2 separate regions of the Homo sapiens genome follow, and region 1 is linked to region 2. Evidence: chromatin loops called from intact Hi-C (ENCODE). Cell type or tissue: sigmoid colon. All regions are shown on one strand. Each heading gives the region's core, and the rest is flanking DNA. Links, peaks and the distances in the headings are about the cores only.

Region 1 (11,253 bases), core at 3,815-6,314, 340 kb after region 2:
CTACTGAATTCAAAGAGTCTGGGAAATGATGGGGTTAGCAAAAGTATGCAGATTTCCTTCCTATAGAATTTCTTTGAGCCTGGATAAATTTTTTTTTTCCTATAGAACAACTTGAGGGAGAAAACTGCTGATCTCTTGTATTCTCTTGCTTGTTCTGAAAAACTCTGGAAATGCTGATTTGGATGATTTCTACTTCCTTTAAATATTGCATACTGCACAGCTAGTGTTTAGTTTGTATTCACAACACCACCAAATGTGCAGAATCAAAGGTGCCTTTAATCCCACCATTCCATCCAAAGCATGTTACCTGAGTCCCTTTGGGGGACAATAGCAAAATTATAACACTATAGAGGACATGAAGAATTTTTCCAAAAGTTTTAGGAGACTATAATCTCATTGTTCTGTATTCTTTCTCATCTAAACAAGTGAAAAGATGACCAAAGTTTTACCCACAGAAGAGTCATTCGTTTATTTTCTTACTTTCAAGGGACTTTAAGAATGTACCACAACAACAATCCATTTCACAACTATTTCCTGAGCAGCTACAGTGAACAAGGACCTGAAGAAGAAGACACAATATCCACTGGACTGGAATGGAAAGACAGACTAGACAGAGTAGATATGCTCCACAGCACCTGGGACAGCACCCCAGAAACATCCAGCAATGACTGGTATTGGAATGGCTCCTCTGGTCACCCACCTGCCATGTAAGATTTGCAGAGGGTTCCTCCTGTGAAGCGTGGGAGGTTTGGGCACTTCGCAACCTGCCAGCACCATCCAGTATGGACATTTTCATAGATCCAGAAAAGGGCTGAGGTCCAAAAGATTGAGAGTGCTTCGGGCTGTGTTTCCATAGTGAGTGGCTGGCTATTCAGTGGTCAAATGCGTTTGAGAGGAACCAAGTGATGTGCTTCCCAAGGCAAGTGTCCAGAACCCAGGAGACTCCTCTGTTCAGCAATGGCATGAAACATCTGAGGTTCTTACATATTCTCGCACAGAAATGGATTCCCATAGAGAAACGGATATATTGTTATAGGATAATCAGAGATGCTGTTGTAGCCCATTTGAGCTGCTATAAGAAAATACCATGAACTGGGTGGCTTATAAACAACAGAAACTGGCCGGACGCACTGGCTCATGCCTGTAATTCCAGCACTTTGGGAGGCCGAGACGGGTGGACTACTTGAGGTCAGGAGTTCAAGACCAGCCTGGCCAACATGGTGAAACCCCCTCTCTACTAAAAATACAAAAATTAGCCTGGCGTGGCGGCGCGCACCTGTAATCCCAGCTAATTGGGAAACTGAGGCATGAGAATCACTTGAACCCAGGAGTCAGAGGTTGTAGTGAGCCGAGATCACACCACTGCACTCCAGCCTGGGCAATAGAGCGAGACTCAGTCTCAGAAAAACAACAACAACAACAGAAACTTATTGCTTACAGTTCTGGAGGCTGGGAAGTCCAAGATCAAGACACCAGTAGCGAAGGCCTTCTTTCCGGTCCATAGGTGGTGCTTCCTCACTGTGCCCTTACACAGTGGAAGGGGCAAGGAAGTCTCTCCTCCTTTATAAGGATAATAATCCCATTCATGAAGGCTCTGCCCTCATGACCCGATCGCCTCCCTATGTCCCCACCTTCTAACACCATCATCACCCTGGGGGTTAGGATTTCAACAAGTGAATTTGGCGGGGACATAAACATTTAGACCATAGCAGAGGCTAAAGCAGAGAAGTCTGCTGAAGAACTTTTTAATGCATTGTAATGCGTTCAGTGTGTTAAGTTAGTCACATACACACACACACACAGACACACACACCCCAAGACGGAATGCATAGGTGTGTATTATTAAAAGTGTGAAAATACACCACCGCAGATTGTGTAGGACCATTTTTTTTTTTGGACCTGGTAGACATGTCCATTGCTGTTAGTGCAGCAAAGGGCTCTGTGTGCTTTTAAAAATTCCAGTCTGTTACATTCACAAACCTGGGTTGGATCTACAGCAGGTTCCCCCTTTGGGAAAGGCATCCTCATGACCTTACAATGGTTGCTGAATATAGTTGGAGGCAGTCATGGTTGGTGATGCCCGGAGCCCACTCCTCACCATGCTGGTCTGCAGAACTTATGCAGCCATTCCCACAAGCTGGTCTCCTCTGCTCTGCTCTTCTCCACCTCCTTTTTCAGCTGAAGTCTCCTGTGTTTCACAGCTTGCTGGTATCAACCCTCCTTCATCTCTACATATGTTTAAGAAGCAGGAGTGAAAAGGCGAAGGAAGGAGGGACTCATCTTCAATAGACAAATGAAAATAAGGGTGGGAGAAGGAGAAAGTTGGGAAGGCGCTTAAGATATCCAGAAATGTCAACTGTGTTAGGAGAAACATGGGACTCCTGAGGTTGCTCCCTACTATCTTGCAGACTTGCTGCAGGAACAAATGAGGCAGGATGTGTCAAGCACCAGGGTCAGCCCTTAAGCTTAGTGCCTTTCTGAACCCTGCAACCCTGCAGCCCCCATCAACTCGTCCTACCTGCCATGCACAGCTCCTCCGTGCCCCTGTACCTGAGCTCATGCTATTCCCTCCGCCAGGGTGCCCTTCTCATCCTCCACCAGGAGAAGACACTTGCCTGTAAGACCCAGTTCCAGTGTCACCCCTTCCTGACTGTATCAGGAAGAGTCAGTGATGGTGTTCTGTGCTCCCAGAGAATTTGCCACATCGTGTTGTGATTCTGTTTCCACATCTGTCTCCCCCACTGGACTGAATGCTTCACTCATCTTCATACCTCCCTGGTCTCTACCTGGTGCCAGACCCGTCCTCAGGGAAGGAGAGTGCTCAGGAAATAGGTATTGAATAAAGGGAATGTGTACATACATACATACGTACATACATATGTACATACATATGTAAACTTTCTGATGGTCAAATGGAAAAATGTGGGCTGAAGGATAATACAGGTAGAAGAACCTAAGATTACAGATTATTGATTTGGGAGGAACTTTATTTTATTATGCAAACAGTCTACAACTTCAAAACATGAAAGGCACTGTGTTGTTAGGAAGGGCAGTGGGAGAGGGTGGCCCCACAAAACAGCATAAAGTTCTAAAGAATTTGAAAGAGGAACACTCTGCAGGACACTGTTCCAAGGACCCCTCCCTAAGAGTCTGTCCCTTATTGGGAGGAACTTTATTTTATTGTGCAAACAATTAAAAAAACAGTTTACAACTTCAAAGCAAGAAAGGCACTGTGTTGTTAGGAAGGGCAGTGGGAGAGGGTGGCCCCACAAAACAGCGTAAAGTTCTAAAGAATTTGAAAGAGGAACGCTCTGCAGGATACTGTCCCAAGGACCCCTCCCTAAGAGTCTGTCCCTTATTGGGAGGAACTTTATTTTATTGTGCAAACAATTAAAAAAACAGTTTACAACTTCAAAGCAAGAAAGGCACTGTGTTGTTAGGAAAGGGAGTGGGACAGGGTGGCCCCACAAAACAGCGTAAAATTCTAAAGAATTTGAAAGAGGAACGCTCTGCAGGATACTGTTCCAAGGACCCCTCCCTAAGAGTCTGTTCCTTAGGCTCTGCCCGTTTTTGGCCACTTTGTCAAAGGGCTTCTTTGTGAACAAAGTGAGACATGTTATTTTTGTTTTCTTAAATTCTAAAGTGATCCTCTCAAGTCTCCTGGGAGAGACTCCTGTGAGGTGTTCGTGACCCACTCCATTCCAGAAACAAGACCAGGAGACTGAAGATTCTGCCAGATCCCACATGTAGTGAAAAAATGAAATCACCCCTAACCATTCCAAAACTGACTGAATCCTAACGGAGCTCTACGTAACTCCAAAGCAAGTGTGCTGGGATGGTCCTCAGCTTTTACATCCCCCTGCCCCCCACCCCCACCCCCGCCCCTGCTCTGTGGTGCAGGGTCACGATGGGCTCCTTCCTGTGCTCCTGGGTTCCTGTCAGCGTTCTAGCAACAGGTCTCCACTCTGAGAATGACAGGTGGTGTCAGTAGCAGCAGTTGGTTCCAGCTTGTCATTTTCCCAGCACTCCCATAACCAGCCTGATGATGCCCATTCAGAGACACCAGCACGAGCTGGCCATGTCCCCTCCCGAGTTCTGCATCCAGCTCCCAGACCCCAGGCTCTGAGCAGTGTCTCCTCCGCAAAGAACAACCCCAGCCCTGGGGCCATCTTCAGACTTCTGAGTTTTGATCATTCCAACTTCTTTTTGTTCCCTTAGCTCTTGAGGTAGTAGCTGCTTCTTGCAGTTGAAATCTCCATGATATCTCAATATCATCCTTTTTTTTTTTTTTTTTGCCTTTTTAGTTCTCCAATAGTTGTGTGACAATTCCTTATATTAAATTTTCTGTTAAAATAATTGGTGTGGGGTCTATTTCAGTGATTGGACCCTGACTGACAGCAATGTTAAACCTAAGAAATTCTGAAAGTAAATACACCTTAAAACTAAGTAAGTAAAAATTAAAAACAGAAAAGTTAATTTGCAACTTATGAAAAGAAAACATGACAAGTCTGAAGATAACTAAAAAACTAAACAGATGCAAACCTCTGACGAAAATTCTGAAAATCGGCAGGCCGCAGTGGCTCACACCTGTAATCCCAGCACTTTGGGAGGCCGAGGCGGGCGGATTACCTGAGGTCAGGAGTTCGATACCAGCCTGACCAAGATGGTGAAACCCCCATCTATACTAAAAATACAAAAATCAGCCGGGCGTGGTGCCACATGCCTGTAATCCCAGCTTCTCGGGAGGCTGAGGCAGGAGAATTGCAGGAACCTGTGAGGCGGAGGATGCAGTGAGCAGAGATTGCGCCATCGCACTCCAGCCCGGGTAACTGGAAAACTAATTTTTAAACTAACAAATCCAAACGTAAATCTCTCAGCAGTTACCTTGGAACCACCCCCTCTGAATTAACCTGTCAGGTGCTAAGTGGCTTGCACACCCGGTCCACTGCCAGGCTGGGCAGCCGGCGCTGGCGGGTGGGAGCAGCCCCGAGCCAGCTCCGGCTCCTCCTAGGCTCGGCCGAGCCTTAGGAGGCGTGGCCTCCGCGAGCGTCTGCCTCCGCCCGCCGCGCTCGCGCAGGCGCACTAGGGGTCCCCGTCCCGCGAGGTCCTTCGCCGGGCGGCGGGAGCTAGACGAGCACGCAGGGCACCCCTCGGGCTCCCGGGAGGCGGCCCTGGGCGTCCCCTTTCTGCCGCCGCCGCGGCCCCGGCTGCTTTCTGCGTAGCTGGGCAGGGCCCGGGCCCCCACATCGCCTCTCTCGGGAATGCGGGCGCTCTGGAGCCGGGGAGCCGGGGCGACCGCAGGGAGGGCAGCTCTCCGGGGTGGAGGTCCTCGGGCGCCGCGCCCTCGCCTGGAAACCAGCCGTCGCCCCCGCAGGAGTCAGCCGGCGTGGACGCCCCAGCACGCTCCTTCTTGGTGCTGCCGGTCGCCCTGCAATTCCGAGAAGAAAGTCAGAGACGCCGTGGCCCACAGAGGCGCTTAGTTTTCCTCGCTCACACTCACGTTGCTTCCTCATCGCGTTCTTCTTTTTCTCCCTGGGTGCTTTCTCTCCTCTCCAGGAAAGCGGATTTGGAGGAACAGGTTTCGTGACTGTCATCCAACTGGAAAAGGCCCCGCGAGCTGGAAGGGGGGGCGGGGGGGGGGACGGGTGCACCCTCAGAGTTATTGCTGGAGGCTGTGGCCAGGCCGGGCAATGTGGTGACTTCCGCTGGCAGGCTGAGGCCCACCCCAGCCCTCCCACCTGGGCCACGGGGCTCTCAGCGGGAGCCCCAGTTATGACCGGACACCAGCGCACCGCCAAGGAGACAGCCACGTGGGGACATGCCGGGCTAGCAGGGTCAGAGCCACTTTGAGGACTAGTGACCTCGGTTCCCTGGCTTAACCAGGTCCTTATGGGTGAGAATCCTGAAGAGGGGGAGAGGGATGGAGGCGAGGGACAGTAGGCAGGAGGAGCTGATGAATAGGAAGGAGGAAGAAGATGAAATAAACAAGAAAGAAAGAAATTACGTTCAGAGCGCTGCTCACCTTTTCCATGTCTTCTGCACCTTCATAGCCTTCAAAGGTGTCCATGGAGCTAAACTCCCTGCTGGAGCAGCCTTGGGGAAAGAAAGGAAAGGATGGGGCCTCTCTGGGGTGGGAGGACAGCCCCTCTGCCCATGGCAGGGTGTAGCAGGCAGTGCCTGTTGCAGGCGGGGTCCTCCCCATCTCTAACTCCTGCTCTCCCAGGGCCTGCACTCCGCTGGGCTGTGAAGGGAGTCTGATTTTTTCAGGCTCTTTCCAGCGCTGAAATGCCTTAATTCACTGAGAAGAAGCGTCCACATGCTTTTCATGGCCCTACCTCCCTGTTCGTCCAAGAAAACAGTCGTCTTTTTTGCTTGCCTGTCTTCTAACCATGCCTCCGTCCCTTCTTCCTCCCCTGTCTATTTCCCACCCTCCTCCCCTTCTTGCCTCCTTTTCTTTCCCGTAATTAATGTCCATTTCCCATCTCCCTGGCAGCCTCTGCCAAGTGTCACTGCTCCCCATAAGGGAAAATAAGAGGAACAAGCAAGTGCATCCATCCCTGCCTCTCTCCGCAGTGAACTGATAAACCCATCAGTCTTGCCCGTGGTGCACCTGTTACATCCCCGGGAGGTGTTGGACACTGTGGGGAACAGCAGCCACCGCCAAATACTCAGCAACTGCCCTGTGCCTGGTGGGATGGTAGGCGTTTGTCAAAGTTTAAGCCTCACAACCCTGTAAGGGTCTCAGCCCCCTTTACAGTTGGGGAAACAGACAGCAATGGTCACTTGGCCAAGTCCTCTTGGCCTGTGGCAGGGCAGCTGGCTTCTCCAGCCCTGCTGCTCTTTACCCTCGCTCTGAGTGAGATGCGGTTTCTGCGCCACACGGCTCACAAGCCAGGGTAGGGAGCCGAGCATCTGCATAAAGCTCCCAGCACAGGGCAGCCCCAGACTGAGGCTCGGCTGAGTAATCCACGCGGCGGGAGCCGTGCTAGGAAAGTGTCTGCTCAGGCGAGAATTCAGGGAGGTTTGGGCAGGCCTTGAGGGGCGGACAGGACTGGAGAGGGAGGGCCTTCTGGGCAGAGGCATGGCGGGAGGGCTGTAGGCGGCAGTGGAGGGAGCTGCAGTTATCTGGGTGAGCAGGCAGCGGACAAGTGACGTCTCCCGGCCTGCTGCCCCAGGCCCCCCACAAGCCGCGTTCTGGGGCCGTGGCCTCCCCAGAGCAGATCAGTGGGGGCTGTGTGAGCAACACTGGGGGCAGCTGGGCAGCGCCTCCCTGGAGGCCCCTCTGAAATCCCGCCGGATGCTGGCAGGCTCCAAGGGGGCTGGACACCATCTTCTCAGGTTGAAGCAAGTCCTGGTTGAGTTCCTAGTCCAGGAGGTGGGATGGGTGAGGGGTGGAGGGCAGAGGAGAAACTGCGTCAGGGATGTGTCCGCCACCTTCATCCTCCAGACGGGACTTGGGAGCGGCTGCAGGAAACCCTGAGAGATTCCTCTTTAGGGAAGTCATCCAGCCCTGGGGTCCCCTTATGCCGGGAGCAGTGAGGACAGAAGAATGACCATCTATCTTGCTGAAAGCTCTGTGAGGGAGGAACGGAAGAACGGAGGGAGCTACGACCTTGACCATCCCCTGAGTGTCCATGGCCTCTGTGCTCCGGATGATGCCGGGGCTGCCAGGGACCACAGAGCCACCCACTGGGAGGCTGGGGGTTGGCCTGGCTCAGGGGCGTTCGTCAGCCATAGACACCCACAGCATGTGGTGGGCAGGGCTGGGAGGTGACACAGGAACTGAAAAACCTGAGAAGCTCCAGCCACTCCGCAGGGTAAGTGCCACCTGGGGTAAAATGATTAGCTGGTTCCAGCCCCTCCGCAGGGTAAGTGGCACCTGGGGTAAAATGACTGCCTGGAGCTGGCAGCTGCTTTCTCTGCTCTCCCCAGGGCCCTGCAGGGAAGCGTGGAAAGGCGGCACAGGGCTGGACCCAGAGGAGCTCTCAGATGCTGGACTGGACTGTTTCAGGGGTCATCTAGCCCATTCCCCGCCTCCAGGCGAGGATTTGCTTGAGCCTGGAAAGATGAAGGATCCTCCCAGTGCCGTCAAGCCCCGGATTCCACCTCCCTGTAGGTGGACTGCCAGCGCAGGCCCTGACAACGCAGAGAAAGACACAGGACCCAGCTGGGCCAGTGACAGCAGGAGCTCCTGGTGCCACAGGTGAGGGTGGGGACGCCTGGAGCACCATGGGGGTCCTGGTTTAGTCTACAGCAGGGTCTTAAAATAGGATGTAAGTGTTACATCTTGACACAGTGTACACATGCTGACACATATTAAAACAAATTTTACACAGCAGTATTATCCTGAGTATGAGTGACGCCTTTTAAGGAGTTTATATTCTATTAATTCCCTTTTTAAAATGCTGGTCCACATCCACTGAATTGATTTTATGACCTACTAATAATGTGTTATAACCCACAATTAGAAAGGCACCGTTCTAGGGCAGGGCAGAGGGAGACAGAAAAGAAAGAGAAGCAGAAAGGAAATAATAAGGACAAAGGGAAGGAAGAACAAAGTGAGGTCAGAGTGGAGGAGGGTGTTTTGTGGGAGGTCACACAAATGCCTGCCATGATGTCCCTTCAGCCCTCTCCTAACACAAACCACATCCCACTCTGTGTCTGCCCTTAAGTCTTTTCCATTGGACCCTGGGTTTATATTTTATTAATATAAAAGAATATATTTTTGGTGGAAGGGATATATAATAGAATATATATAATATATAGAGATAAGATAAATAGAATATATATAATATATAGAGATAAGATATATATAATAGAATATATAATATGTATAGATAAGATACATATAATAGAATATATATAATATATATAGATAAGATATATATAATAGAATATATGTTTGGTGGAAGGGCTATCTTTTTCACCTCTGTAAACCCACAGCTTCTAGCAGAAGAATTAGAATCAGGCAAAAAGCTTAGAGAACACCCCACCCCTAAGTCAAAAAAATTCTCATTTTGCAGGAATGGAAACTGTGACTCATAATAGCCAGCTAGTCAATGATTATTCCCCCCAGTCCCTGGCGCATCAAGATTTGCTGGTAGGTGGTCATAAGCATCATTTTTTTATTTCTAAAGTGAAGACAATGATATCTACTTTGGAGATTTAGTGGAAGGATTAGCAAAATGTACATCAAGAACAGTGTCTGGCCAAGGCAGGGTGTCTCACGCTTGTAATCCCAGCACTTTGGGAGGCTGAGATGGGTGGATCACCTGAGGTTAGGAGTTCGAGACCAGCCTGGCCAACATGGTGAAACCCTGTCTGCACTAAAAAAAAATACAAAAATTAGCTTGGCATGGTGGCGGGCACCTATAAACCTAGCTACTTGGGAGGCTGAGACAGGAGAATCGCTTGGACCTGGGAGGTAGAGGTTGCAGTGTGTCGAGATTGTGCCATTGCACTCCAGCCTGGGGGATAGAGCGAGACTCCATCTCAAAAAAAAAAAAAAAGAACAGTGTCTAGTACACCATAGAAACTCAATAAATAACATTTGCTAGTAATACGAGTAATAACCAGCCAGATGTGTTGGCTCACACCTGTAATCCCAACACTTTGGGAGGTCAAGGCAAGAGGATCTCTTGAGCCCAGGAGTTTGAGACCAGCCTGGGCAACATAGGGAGACCCCGTCTCTAAAAAAAACTTTAAAAATTAGCCGGGTGTGGTGGCCTGTGCTGTAATCCCAGCACATTGGGAGGCCGAGGCAGGAGGATTGCTTGAGTCTGGGAGGTCAAGGCTGCAGTGAGCCGAAATCATGTCATCGCGCTCAGCCTGGGCGACAGAGCAAGACCCTGTTTCAAAAAAAGAGTAACAGCCTCAGAATAGCACCAGTCACTTCAGGTATGCTACTGTTACTAACTTTTCAGGGAGTTTTGGCTGCAGATGTCTTCATCCTAGGCAATGGAAATCATCATAAATACCTAGATAATGTCCATAGAAATCAAAACAAAGCAAACATGCATACATACACCAGCAAAAAACAAATTCAAGCACACAGGCCTTAACAAATACCTTGGTTACATCAACTTTTTTGTTTGTTTGTTTTTGAGACGAAGTCTCACTGTGTCAACAGGCTGGAGTGCAGTGGCATGATCTCAGCTCACAGCAACCTCTGCCTCCCAGGTTCAAGTGATTCTCTTGCCTCAGCCTCCCAAGTAGCTGGGACTACAGGCACACACCACCATGCCCAGCTAATTTTTGTATTTTTAGTGGAGACGGGGTTTTACCATGTTGACCAGGATAGTCTCAATCTCTTGACCTTGTGATCCGCCTGCCTCAGCCTCTGAAAGTGCTGGGATTACAGGCTTGAGCCACCATGCCCGGATACATCAACATTTTAAGTGAGTGTACATTTTTGAAAAATGAATGGAATGATCTTACTCACCCACTGATTTTGCTCAGTATTTTGGGAAAGATATAATCCTCAGAGACTCTGGGCTTCTCCCAGTCTATGTGCCAAAATAAACGTAAAGAGTATGTGTAGAAATGGATAATATAAACGGGAAAGGGAGGGGCAGGAAAATTTATGATAATAAGAGCTCAAGAACGTTCTCTCTTTCCTCTGCAGATCTTTGAAATTCATAGTTTATAAATATAAATGTTTTGGGAAATTTAGTTTTACTGCTTAGTGTTTAGAATACTGTGTGGTTTTTCTTTACAAAGTGAATCTATTAACGAGCAAATTTAGTAGATAATTTAAATTATGCTAATCAGAAAACACAGCCTGGTGCTGCGGCTCATGCCTGTAATCCCAGTGACCAGGAAGGTTGAAGTGGGAGGATGGCTTCAGCCCAGGAGCTCCAGGCTGTTGAGCTATGATCACACTGCTTGCACTCCAGCCTAGGTAACAGAGCAAGACCCCAACTTTAAAAAACAAAAAACAAAAGAACACACTTTTTTGTAAATTAAAGATGGAAGTATTTTGGTCTAAATTTGTCTTTTCCCTTCCACTAGATGGCAGAATGGAGCCACTCTAGATAGTGCTACCAAGTTGGCAGCTCTTCCAACATTTTAAATGGTCAAACTGTATTTTTGTTTTGGTTCCCTCTCTCGTTTAATGAAAAAGAAAGGTAAACATTGCATATGCAAATTTCAGGACCATTTCACTTTGACTGAAAAAGCTGGAGCTGCCTTAAAGAAACTTCTTGGGCCAGGCGCCGTGGCTCACGCCTGTAATCCCAGCACTTTGGGAGGCCG
Region 2 (11,253 bases), core at 3,215-5,714:
TTTAAATCCTTTACTCCATACCCCAACCACCTGAACTATATAAGACCAAAAGACCCCTCATCATTTAAGAAACATTTGTTGAACTCTACTATATTTCAGTATGTGTGGTAAGAGTAAAGTATTTATTTACAAAGAAGGCAGACTCTGCTGTCAGTGAACTTAGAGTCTATAGTGATTTGCTGGCATTCATACAACCATCACATCATGCCAAGATAGATAGGTCATGAGAGCGAATAACAAAGATCTCTGGAAGCGGAAGGATTCCTCTTCAAATTCTCAGGACAAGTTAAGGTTTCTTACAGAAACACCATAACTGTGTGTTGTTAGCACAAGATGGGTTTTGCTGGGGGTGACATTCCACATAAACCAAAGGCAGAGGTGGTCTGCACATCCTTCTGGGGTGCTTAGTACATGAGCTCCCCCCTTATCCAAGGTTTTGCTATCCATGGTTTCAGTTACTCATGGTCAACCATGGTTTGAAAATAGGTGAACACAGAGCAATAAGATATTTTGAGAAAGAGAGACCACATTTACATAATTTTTATTACAGTATATCTAATCATTGTTCTATTTTATTATTGTTAATTTCTTACTGTGTGTAAGTTTTGTTTGTTTGTTTGTTTGTTTCATTTTTTGAGATGGAGTCTTGCTCTGTCACCCAGGCTGGAGTGCAGTGGCGCGATCTCGGCTCACTGAAACCTCCACCTCCCAGGTTCAAGCGATTCTCCTGCCTCAGCCTCCTGAGTAGAACTACAGGCATGCACCACCACACCCAGCTAATTTTTGTATTTTTAGTAGAGATGGGGTTTCACCGTGTTGGTCAGGATGGTATCAATCACTTGACCTTGTGATCTGCCCACCTTGGCTTCCCAAAGTGCTGGGATTACAGGCGTAAGCCACCACACTCTGCCCACTCTGTGTAATTTATAAATTATCATATATCATATAATTTATCATAGGTATGTGTGTATAGGAAAAAACGTAGTATATTTAGGTTTCAGTACTATCTGCAGTTTCATGTATCCACTGAGGATCTTGGAATGTATCTCCCATGTATAAGGGGGGACCACAGTACAGAGACAAGCATTAAATTGGTATTTACAATTGACCATCAATCAGAAAAATTATACAAAAATTTCGATAGGCTCCCACAGTGGTAGAGATGTTTATAGGGTTCGAGGACCTTTAATGACTATTCTTCTCCTTCAAGTAAAACTGATAAGTTATTAGTTAGTAAGACAGTAGCAGCGGCTTTAGTTCATTTGGTAGTATTTGTCCAGCTCTTGAGGTGAATGTGGTCTCTGTGATGACTTTTAGAAATGTCAGATTTCTAGTAAGTCAAGTCTATATAGATTATTTTGTTTATGCATACATATATAACATGTGAGTTATTTGATTAAATGCATATATGCCTAAAAAGGTATATCCACATGTAAATATGTATTTATATGTATGTATGTATTACATATAAGCACCTAATTTGTATATACATCCATGGCGTTATTTTTAAAAACTTAATGAGATTGTCTATTCTCAGTGTCTAGAGAATTATTCAATATGAGCTCTGTAGCAACACATAAGTGATAAAGTCTATAATGTAATGGCATCTCTCGAAAGCCAGCCTTGGGCCCTGTCCAGGTAGCTGAAACATTTGGCTGCCCAGTGCTCCGGAGGATTGCTAAAATTAGCTAGAGAGAAAAGAGGCAAATATATCTTAAGGATGGCCGGGAGCTGAGTCTAACTTCACTTCTTTTCCAATAAAGTGACTGTCAAAAACCAAAGATCTGGGCTAAAAAGGGCTTCAGAAAGCCATTTGATTTCAGTTCCAGCTGAAGTGTGAATTTCTTGTACGGCACAAAATTAGTTATCTATTGCTACATAAAAAGTTGTCCTAAAACTTGGCTTAATTCACCCAAAGCAGTTATTATCTCAAAGTTTCTGTGGGTCAGGAATTAACACATGGCTTAACTGAGTCAGTTGTGCTCAGGGTCTCTCATCGGGATGCAGTTAAGATGTTGACCAGGGTCATAATGACCTGAGAGTTTGACTGGAGTCGGAAGATCCATTTCTAAAACAGCTCACTTGCATTGTTGGCTGTTGTTAAGAGGCCTCAGGTTTCTAATCTCATGGGCTTCTTCAAAAAGCTGCTAGAGCGTCCTCCTGACATGAAGACTGGTTTTTCCAGAGGCAATAATCTAAATACCAGGGAGGTAGAAACCACAATGTCTTTTATAACCTAGTACCAGAAGTAACACTGTCATTTCTGCAGTATCTTATTGGTTACATAGTTAATGCTATTCACTAAACAAGGTATGAACACCAGGAGGCAAGGATCCCTGGGTGCCATCTGGGAGTCTGGCACACTCACCCACAGGCCTCCCACTGTTGCTTGAATGCTTACAGTAATGGAACCTCATTCCACAAGGCAGCCTACCTTACCATTAGCCGCTCTGATGGAAATTACTCTCTTGCTTTGGGTTGTGATATGGTTTGCTTGTGTCCCCACCCAAATCTCACCTCGAATTGTAATAATCCCCATGTGTCAAGGGTGAGGCAAGGTGGAGATAATTGAATCGTGGAGGTGGTTTCCCGCATATTATTCTCAAGTAAATGAATAAGTCTCATGAGGTCTGATGGTTTTATAAATGGGAGTTTCCCTGCACGTGCTTTCTTGCCTGCTGCCATGTAAGATGTGCCATTGCTTCTCGTTTGCTTTCCGCCATGATTGTGAGGCCTCCCTAGCCATGTGGAACAGTGAGTCTATTAAACCTCTTTCCTTTAGAAATTACCCAGTCTTGGGTATGTCTTTATTAGCAGTGTGAGAACAGACTAATACAGGTTGTAAATATTATCCCGCCTTTTTAATTCTTCTCTGTATCGGGAGGCTGAGAAAACAATGCTAATCCTTCTGTGAAAAAAAAAAATAGTCCTTCAGATATCTGAAGATGGTAATTCTGTACCTTCTAGTCATCCTACTTCCACATCCTACTCCACCCCATTCTCCAGTTCCTTCACTTCTTTTTGTCTATGTGAGGAGCTTTAAGACAAGACTCCTTATCCCAAAATATTTATTTAAGAATAGGTGAGGGCACATGTCCCCTCCCCAGCTTTTCCTTCACCTGCTGTCCAGCCATTGTGTCAGTGTCCTCACCTCTCCTAAGCAGGTCATCTACCCTGGGGGAGTGCCTACATGCCATCTCATCAGCTACCAGAGCTCAATTTTCAACCAGGAGTTTCATCCTTCTTTAAAAAGGTCAACTGAATCCCATACAAATTTTATGTGGTAACAAGAGAAGGAAAAGAGAGCCCTGGCCCAGTAGGGCTTCTCATCAACTTCATGACCCACACTAACTCCAGTGATCACTAACCTAAGACACAAAGGTCTAAGCAATAAAGAACTCTGTCTTGGGGCAGTCTATATTCTAGGGTGATGGGAATATTTCTGTCTGCAATAATTTTCTATTTTACCATCCTATTTCCCTTTTTGTCACCTAGATTCATTTTTCTGCCCAGCAGTCAGAATGACAGCTTTGAAATATAATTTAAATCATACTGCTCCCCTGCTCAATTCTCCAATGGATTCACATCACTTTCAGAGTAATATCCAATTTTCTCATCATACATACAAGGTCTACCTATCTTTCCATCTCATCTCTTGCCACTTCAGCCTCCCTCACTCTGCTGTTACCATACTGACTTTCTTGCTGTTCTTCAAACATACCAGACTCTTTCCACCTCAACACTTTTGCCCTTGCAGTTTCTTTTACCTACACTCTTCCCTGGACCTTCCCATGTCTTGCTGTTACTTCATTCACAGTTCTGCATGTCACCCTCTGAGTGGTTTCCATAAATCACCCTATTACCCTCTATTTATTTACCATTAGTTCATTTTCATGTTAGTACTTATCACTAACTAGCATTATATTGCAGTAGTTGTTTGCCTATTTGCTTATTGTATTTCTTCAGTTTTGTTTTCTAATGCCAAGAACGGTGTCTGGCACTCAGTAACATCAGGTAAATAAAAGAATGAAACATCCATTAAAATGAATTTTCCTAGCCTGCTTTCTGAGTAGCGCTTGGTATCTGAGTTAGTGATATTATAAAATACATCTTTTTTGGTACCTGAGTACCTGCTAACTGTATCTTGGTAAATCTGTTCCATGCCAAATTTCTTTCTGTTCTGATGATTCAAACCTTAGCAGTCAGACAGAGCTGAACTTGGTCCTGGTAATAAAAGCCTTTCCCTTAGGAGAGCTCTTTGCAACTGAGAGATGTGGTCTCCTAACCCCCGAGGTGTAATTTGAGCAATCAGGCCAGGTGAAACCCGAGCTGGTAAGGAATAAGAAAGGATACAAATGATGATGTTGTTATGGCTGTTCTAAGACACAAGGGGGCAGCAAATCCAGCTCTTTATTTATTTAACGTGGTAAGAATTTTTTTTTTTTTTTCTCAACTTTTATTTTAGATTCATGGGAGATATGTGCAGGTTTGTTACCTGGGTATACTGTTTGATGCTGAGGTTTGGAGTACAAATGATCCCATCATTCAGGTACTGAGCATAGTACCCAATAATTATTCAACCCTTGCCGCTGTCCCTCCCTCCCCGCTCTAGTAGTCCCCACTGGCTATTGTTTCAGCTCTTATTTTTAAAGGTAAAACAGGAATTTTGACAACTATCATTAGTTATCAAAACTGATGGAGATGTTCAACAGATTAGATAAATCTATGGAGATTCAATCGATTAGATAAATCTCAGTATGTCCACACAATGAGTTTCTTCTGGAGGAATGCAGTAATAATTTTAGCTAAAATTTAAACCTTGGCCTAAGTTATAAAAGGACTGATAGGTCAAGGAGTGAGGGCTTAACTGTTACCAGGGAGACAGCCCGTGTGTCCTGTAGGGCCACTGGGAACTTCGTGAGGAGGTGAGCCGCAGGAGAACACGCTTTCTGAGCAGGAAGTGGGGCTTCTGTGGAAATCAGGATTGTCAGACGCTTAATCCTAATTGCCACCCCCTTGGGCCTACACACTGGGGCAGGGAACTTACCAAGTTGTCCATGTCAAAACGTACTTTGGAGCCCTCACTCTTAGCTCTTTTTCCACCCAAACTTTATAAAAACACCAAAAAGTTCAAAAATATTGAGTAATCATCTGTAATACCCCGAACAACAAGGAATAGTGTCATGAATGGACCAGAAACTTAAAAACATTTTTTTCAGGAAACGATCCAGATGGGAAAAGATTGCACAAAGTCTTGACCGACTAGTCACATGTGAAAAGAGGGCCTGAAAGAAAAGTAAATGAATAAACCCCTTCCCAGAACCTGAGAAAACCATCAGAATAGAGCAGAAAGGCTCAGGGTGAGGGCAGGGGTGGGCAGCTGAGGGGATCTGACTGAAGGAAGATGGGATAGAAAGTTGTCCCATTCCAGCAGGTATAGCTAAAAATAAAAATAAAAAAAATAGAAAGTCATGGAAAGCAACAATGTAATCATTGTAAACATAGTTATGAAACAATGTTAGGTTACTATATAATTATTGAGTGATAAAGTATGCTGCAAAAAAATCAATAATCTATATAACTTAATGCTAGACAAGCTTTATTGAGCAACTGCTATGTACGAGCACCATGCTAAGTGCTTGATATGCATTATCTCATTTAATCTTAATATAATTACCTACATGGTAAATTCCATGGTTATAGCCACTTAAAGGATAAAGAAACAAACTCAAAGAGAACTTGACCAAACCCACACAGCACGAAAATGCTACGTAGGCTGGTCTGACTCTGAAGCCCACGCTTTTAATGACTATAGGCAAGCCACACCTTGGCATCTTACTCTGACATCACCATATTCTCGCTGCAGCCCATTGCGACTAAACAAGCCACAACCTCGCCCAGGACTCCTACCTTCCAAGCACCTACAGATTTCTACCTTCAAGTTATGAGCCCAGAAATTCCCTTGGTACTTCATCCCTACTTCATACTACACACCTATTAATTTCATTCTTTCTTTCTTTTTTTAAGAGGGGGTCTCACTCTGTTGCCCAGGTTAGAGTGCAGCGGCATGATCATGGCTGACTGCAGCATCAACCTCCTGGATTCAGGCAACCCTCCCACCTCAGCCTCCCAAGAAGCTGGGACCACAGGTGTGCACCACCATGCCTGCTAATATTTTTTATTATTTTTATAGTGACAAAATACAAAATATTCCCTATGTGGCCCAGGCTGGTCTTGAATTTCTGGGCTCAAGTGGTCCTTCCATTTTAGCCTCTCCAAATGCTGGGATTACAGGCATGAGCCACTGTGCCCGGCCTATTAATTTCATGGATCAGAATTTTCCTACCCAGCAAAGCCTAGGATCTACTGACCAGCTTTAACAAAACCTCCAAGAGACCTCCACTGCTTCTCTCCCCATCTCTAACTGTTAAAGCAAATCCAACTTTCAGGGGCTAGCTCAAAAGCCATCTTTTCCCGGAAGCTTTCCTGATTCTCCCAGAAACAATTTTTCTCTCTCAACTCTGACTCCAGGAGTCACTTGTGGCTTTCCCTTATAGCCTTCATTCATCTAGATAGAGGTGCAGCATCACACAATCCTAGCAGCATGCACAGAGCCTATCAGAGAAAGCACTGGCTATAGGTTCGGGCTCAGCCATAGGTAGATTACTCATATGGTCCCAGAATTTGCCACTGTGCCCATCCTGATGGGCTCACATTAGCAATCATAATTTTTCTGGCTTAATGGATACCTAACCCAAGAAGCAGCTATATCAGGAAGACCACCTCAGCTGAGACATGGGCAATGTGGGATACACAGCACAGGACCTACCCACAACAGGGCCTCCTCTCAGCCTCAGCTAAATATGCATTCGGAATGGAGAATACTCACTGACCACATACATAGTCACTCCCTAGAAGGAGGTATAAGCAAGAGTATTCAGGAATCATTGCAAAGAGAATGCAAGCAGACTCGAATCTTCTTGTTGCCTACATAAGGCCAAGCTAAACGGTTCTTTGAGGCTGCCTGATCAATATTAGAGCTGGGTAACTCAAAGTTCAGAGGCCTGAGAGAGCACGACCATGGCAGCTGCTCCCTCATAAAATTCACCATTACCAGGATTTTTCAAGGGGGTGCCTTTGCACATGTGAGGGAGGAGAGAGGAGGAGTTAAGGGAAAAACAGTTTGCTCCACATGGACTCTGACTTCATGCAGCAAGGAGGCCCCACTCTGGATGCTCCTCAAGATGATCCCTCTCCCTGGGGGTGGGGTCCTGACTTCTTTGGCCTCTCTCAGCATTGTGAGTATGACGGCCAAGGTCATCCCCCTGCAAGCCTGGACCTATTAACACTGCCCAGAGGGGAGCAGCCGAGGGAGAGGCCCCGGAACAGGAAAAATGTCCCAGCTTCATAAACCCACAAGCCCAAAAGAAGGAGGTAGCAGCTACAGGACTTCACTGTTTTTTTGGCTAGGGTGGCTGGAGGAGATGGCAGATCACAGCAGGGGAGAAAGTAAGAAAGGAAAACGGGGAGAGGAAAGTGGATGGAGAGGAAGGAAGAAAATATAATAGTGATAAATGGGCAAAAGGGAAGACGGAAGGAAGGAGGAAAGGAGGGTCAAAAAAAGGAGCACAAATAAGAGGGAATCTTTAGAAAAAATAAAGCAGAGACTCAGAGGGAGAAACAGAGGGAGAAAGAGTAATAAAAAGAAGAAGAGAAGCCAAGGAACAGTCAGAAACAAGAACAATAGGAAGAAATAAAGGGGAGAGAGAGCAAAAAAAAAAAAGAAAGGACAGAACTTCACTGTCCTTCTTGGCCAGGGTGGAAAGAGCAAGGAACAGAAGAGCAAGAAGAAAGCCACTAGGGGAAGCAGAGGTAGGAAGGGCAGGAATGGAGAAAGAAGAAAGCAAGAGACAGAGTCAGAAAGACTGAGAGACAAAGAGAGACTTGGGGAAGGGGGAGGGAGAGTCCTTGAGATAAGTGAGATAGAGTGGAATGAAGAAAGGAGAGAAGAAAAAAGACAGTCTAAGAATACCAGAAAGAACCAAAGGGAGAAAGGAAGAGAAAAGAAAGAGAGAAAAGGGCAGAGAGCATGAAATAGGAGGAGAGAATTCAGAATGTGGAGACAAAAGGCCAGGGAGAAACAGGAAGCTAGAGAAACAGAAGCACAGAGGGAGAATTTGAAAGGGAAAATTTCTTCCCTTAACTCTCTACCTACACACCTGGACATTATCCCCTCCCAAGGGACCTCTTAGGAGTCAGTTGCCTTGATGAACTAAAGGGGCTTGAAAAAGTGTAGATAACAGGAGTGGGTGTTAAGGAGAAGAAGGAAGCGGAATGGGAATAACAAACAGAAAAAAGAGAAGAGCAAATGAGAAAGGGTTGGGTTAGAAACAAGATGCAGGGGCTTTGTCCACCCGCTGTCTAATTGCGACCCTGTCTGAGCCTCACTTTTCTCATCCATTAAATGAAATGCTTACTTTACTAATTTTTTAGGACAATTAAACTCAAGAATGTACATAAAGCACCTGAAATGCCACACTCTCTTAATGATTCTTTTTATTTTGTGGGTTGTAGTTCTGATGCCAACAATGAACTAGGTTACAGGAAAACAGGATCTCATCTTACTCACCTTTATATACCCATCACCTAATACACACCCTGTTACATAGATACAGCTAATGTGTGTCAAATGAATTGAAAAAAGACAGAGAAGGGAAGATACAGAACTCTTAGAAACAAAGAAGAAAAGAGAAATGGAGATAAGGGAGACAAAGAAGAAAAGAAATTTTTTTTTTTAATGGAGGAAGAGGAATAATGTAGAAGAAAGAGAAAAAAGAAGCAAGGAACTTTGCTTTGGTGACAACCAGGCAGCTCAGTACAGAGCTCCCACTCACAGTGAAATCTGTAGTTCTATGGATCTCACCCTGATATAAAGCTGCCAGACTGACAGCAAAGCCACCTTTGCAAAATTATGACTGAGACAGTGAAAGAGATCTAACTTAACTGATTCGACTCCATCTTGCTTCTAACCTCCAAGCTGTCCTTGTTCATTCTTGGCTGTAGGCTGAACTAACTTTGAGAGAAACTTCGTTTATAATTTGTAGTTTAAAACAAAAATGATAACAGCTCTTTCCCAAAGCAGATCTCCTTCTTGCCTGGGGACCAGACTGCCTTTGTAGGACTAACATTAATCACAAGATTAGAAATTATGGTTTGGGAGTCATGCAGCTGGAGGCTACAAGATTCTGACCCTCCCTAAAGTGCTCCTAAGGTCAGTGCTTGAGATATTTTGCAGACCCTGCACGTGGTGGATCAGCTGGCCCCACCCTGATCAATAAACTGGCTCATCCAATCTTGTGGCCCCCATCAAGGAACTGACTCAGTGCAAGAAGACAGTTTCGACTGCCTATTATTTCATCCCTGACCAATCAGCTCTCCTGGCTCACTGGCTTCCCCTTACCTCCCAAGTTGTCCTTAAAAACTCTCCTCCCTGAATGTTCTAGGAGACTGATTTGAGTAATAATAAAAATCCAGTCTCCCACACAGCTGGCTCTGTGTGAATTACTCTTTCTCTATGGCAATTCCGCTGTCTTGAGAAATTGGCTCTGTCTAGGCAGCAGGCAAAGTGAACCCCTTGGGTAGTTACAACATGTCTGCCTGAGACCTGGATCTGCCGTAAGTGCCAAGGCAGGAGGCAACCCTGAGGAGGGTCACAGGGATGTGTGGAGGATTGAAGAGTAGCTCACAACCGTCTGTCACCTTTTGGGATGAAATTAAAACAAAACCCTCTGCCTAGCCTGACTTCTTCAAGCTCCATCTCATTTGAGCACCTATTCCCAGGCAGTAAGCTCTGTTTGTCAGAGCCACGCCATCATCCTGCTGAGCACTAGAGAGCTCAGCCCATGGCCACCTTTAGCAGAAGGTGAAGTTACGAAGTTAGTGAGGGCTCAGGAACCATCCCACCAAACAGAGAAGTTTGCCCCAAACTACAGAAGAACTAGACGGGATTGATTAATGAATGAATCAGCCAAACACTCCCCTTAACTCTTTGCCTACACACCTGGACATTATCCTCTCCCAGGTGACCTCTAAGGAGTCAGTTGCCTTGATGAACTAAAAATGGGGGCCTGGTATCAGAATCTATACCTTATGTTAGTAGATCTCTGGGTAAATAGTGAATTGGCTAAACGAGCTCATTAAAAGCAGTGAGCATGAAAAACGGGAGAAGTTTGGGCAGAAGAACTTGATAACCCAGTGACATCAGATGGGAAGGGGCCATTCTGAGTATAACATGCTGTTTGTCATGTGTCCTGGGAACAGGGTTGGGATGGAAACTAGAATGAAAATTAAAGAACGATTTTGCTAGATACCATGTGGAACACTGAGGCACAATATCATGGTCATGGTGCCCAGTGGCCAAATACAACACCCAAAAGAGAGGGATGTTCTCTCCCATAGAATGCCAAGGAGTTCTGTCATATGACAGCCCCACTGCATCATGGTCACCAATCCCAGTGGGAGTTGTGGCACCCAGGAGACCAGCAGCAATGCCCAGTGAGGCAAGGCGCTATCCAATGGGAAATGGTAGTTCCTGAGAACTACCATCAACAGCCAAAAAAGAATTTTGCAAAGGAGCAATCTCTTCAGGACAGGCAGATTGCAAGGCTTTGCTTCCAATATCACCATGTAAAGTGTCTCTGTGTGGTTTCATTTCAGGCATTCCTAGAAGGTAGGAAACATTGAAGTCCACTGTTGGGCAAAGACTCAGCGTACATCAAGTGTGTTTCTGATAACAGGGAATTTTTAGGTGGCTCACAAATGAGATGGGATCTAGTGAGACAATAAAAGATGTGATAATATGCATCACACAGGGAACAGGGAACCCAGGAAAAAGACATCCTTTACCTAGGCTATGAGATAATACCACTTATCTGACTAGAAGTGCTCACTGCTAGGACAAAGGCCAGAGAAGAGTCACCATACTAGATATTCAACAGGAAATGTGCAGTAAGATAAATATCTACTGCTATAGCTTATATGTTTTTGTCCCCCACTCGCCCCCAAAGTTATGCTGAAACCTAATCCTCACTGTAAGGATACGAGATGGGGCTTTTAGGAGGTGATTAGGTCATGAGGGTAGAGTCCTTATAAATGGGATTAGTGCTCTTATAAAAGAGAGTCCAGAGAGCTCATTTGCCCCTCCACCATGTGAGGATGTAGCAAGAAGATGCCATCTATGAACAAGGAAGTGAG

Evidence for each region. Peaks named below come from ENCODE experiments on the same cell type or tissue, not always from the same donor. Only the 100,000 strongest peaks of a DNase experiment are listed, where the experiment ranks them.
Region 1: a loop joins it to region 2, with 4 times the contacts of the local background. A loop is called at or near these places in 2 of 110 quality-filtered maps.

What each region holds. Positions count from the first base shown.
Region 1 is chr3:186,821,392-186,832,644 of GRCh38, reverse strand. LINC02043 (long intergenic non-protein coding RNA 2043) reads left to right here and starts at 7,124. Exons shown (of 4, transcript NR_125409.1): 1 at 7,124-7,338; 2 at 7,933-8,203; 3 at 9,024-9,100. It also overlaps the pseudogene MCF2L2P1. RefSeq lists a silencer at 5,052-5,291. In sigmoid colon, for the core only: no CTCF peak of the experiment used is centred there; DNase peaks (open chromatin) are centred at 4,790, 5,074 and 5,398; H3K4me3 peaks cover 1,404 bases; H3K27me3 peaks cover 1,317 bases.
Region 2 is chr3:187,158,392-187,169,644 of GRCh38, reverse strand. No RefSeq gene overlaps it. Among named protein-coding and RNA genes, the nearest start is that of RPL39L, 25 kb to the right of the region's middle. In sigmoid colon, for the core only: a CTCF peak has its summit at 4,396 (motif pointing right); no DNase peak of the experiment used is centred there.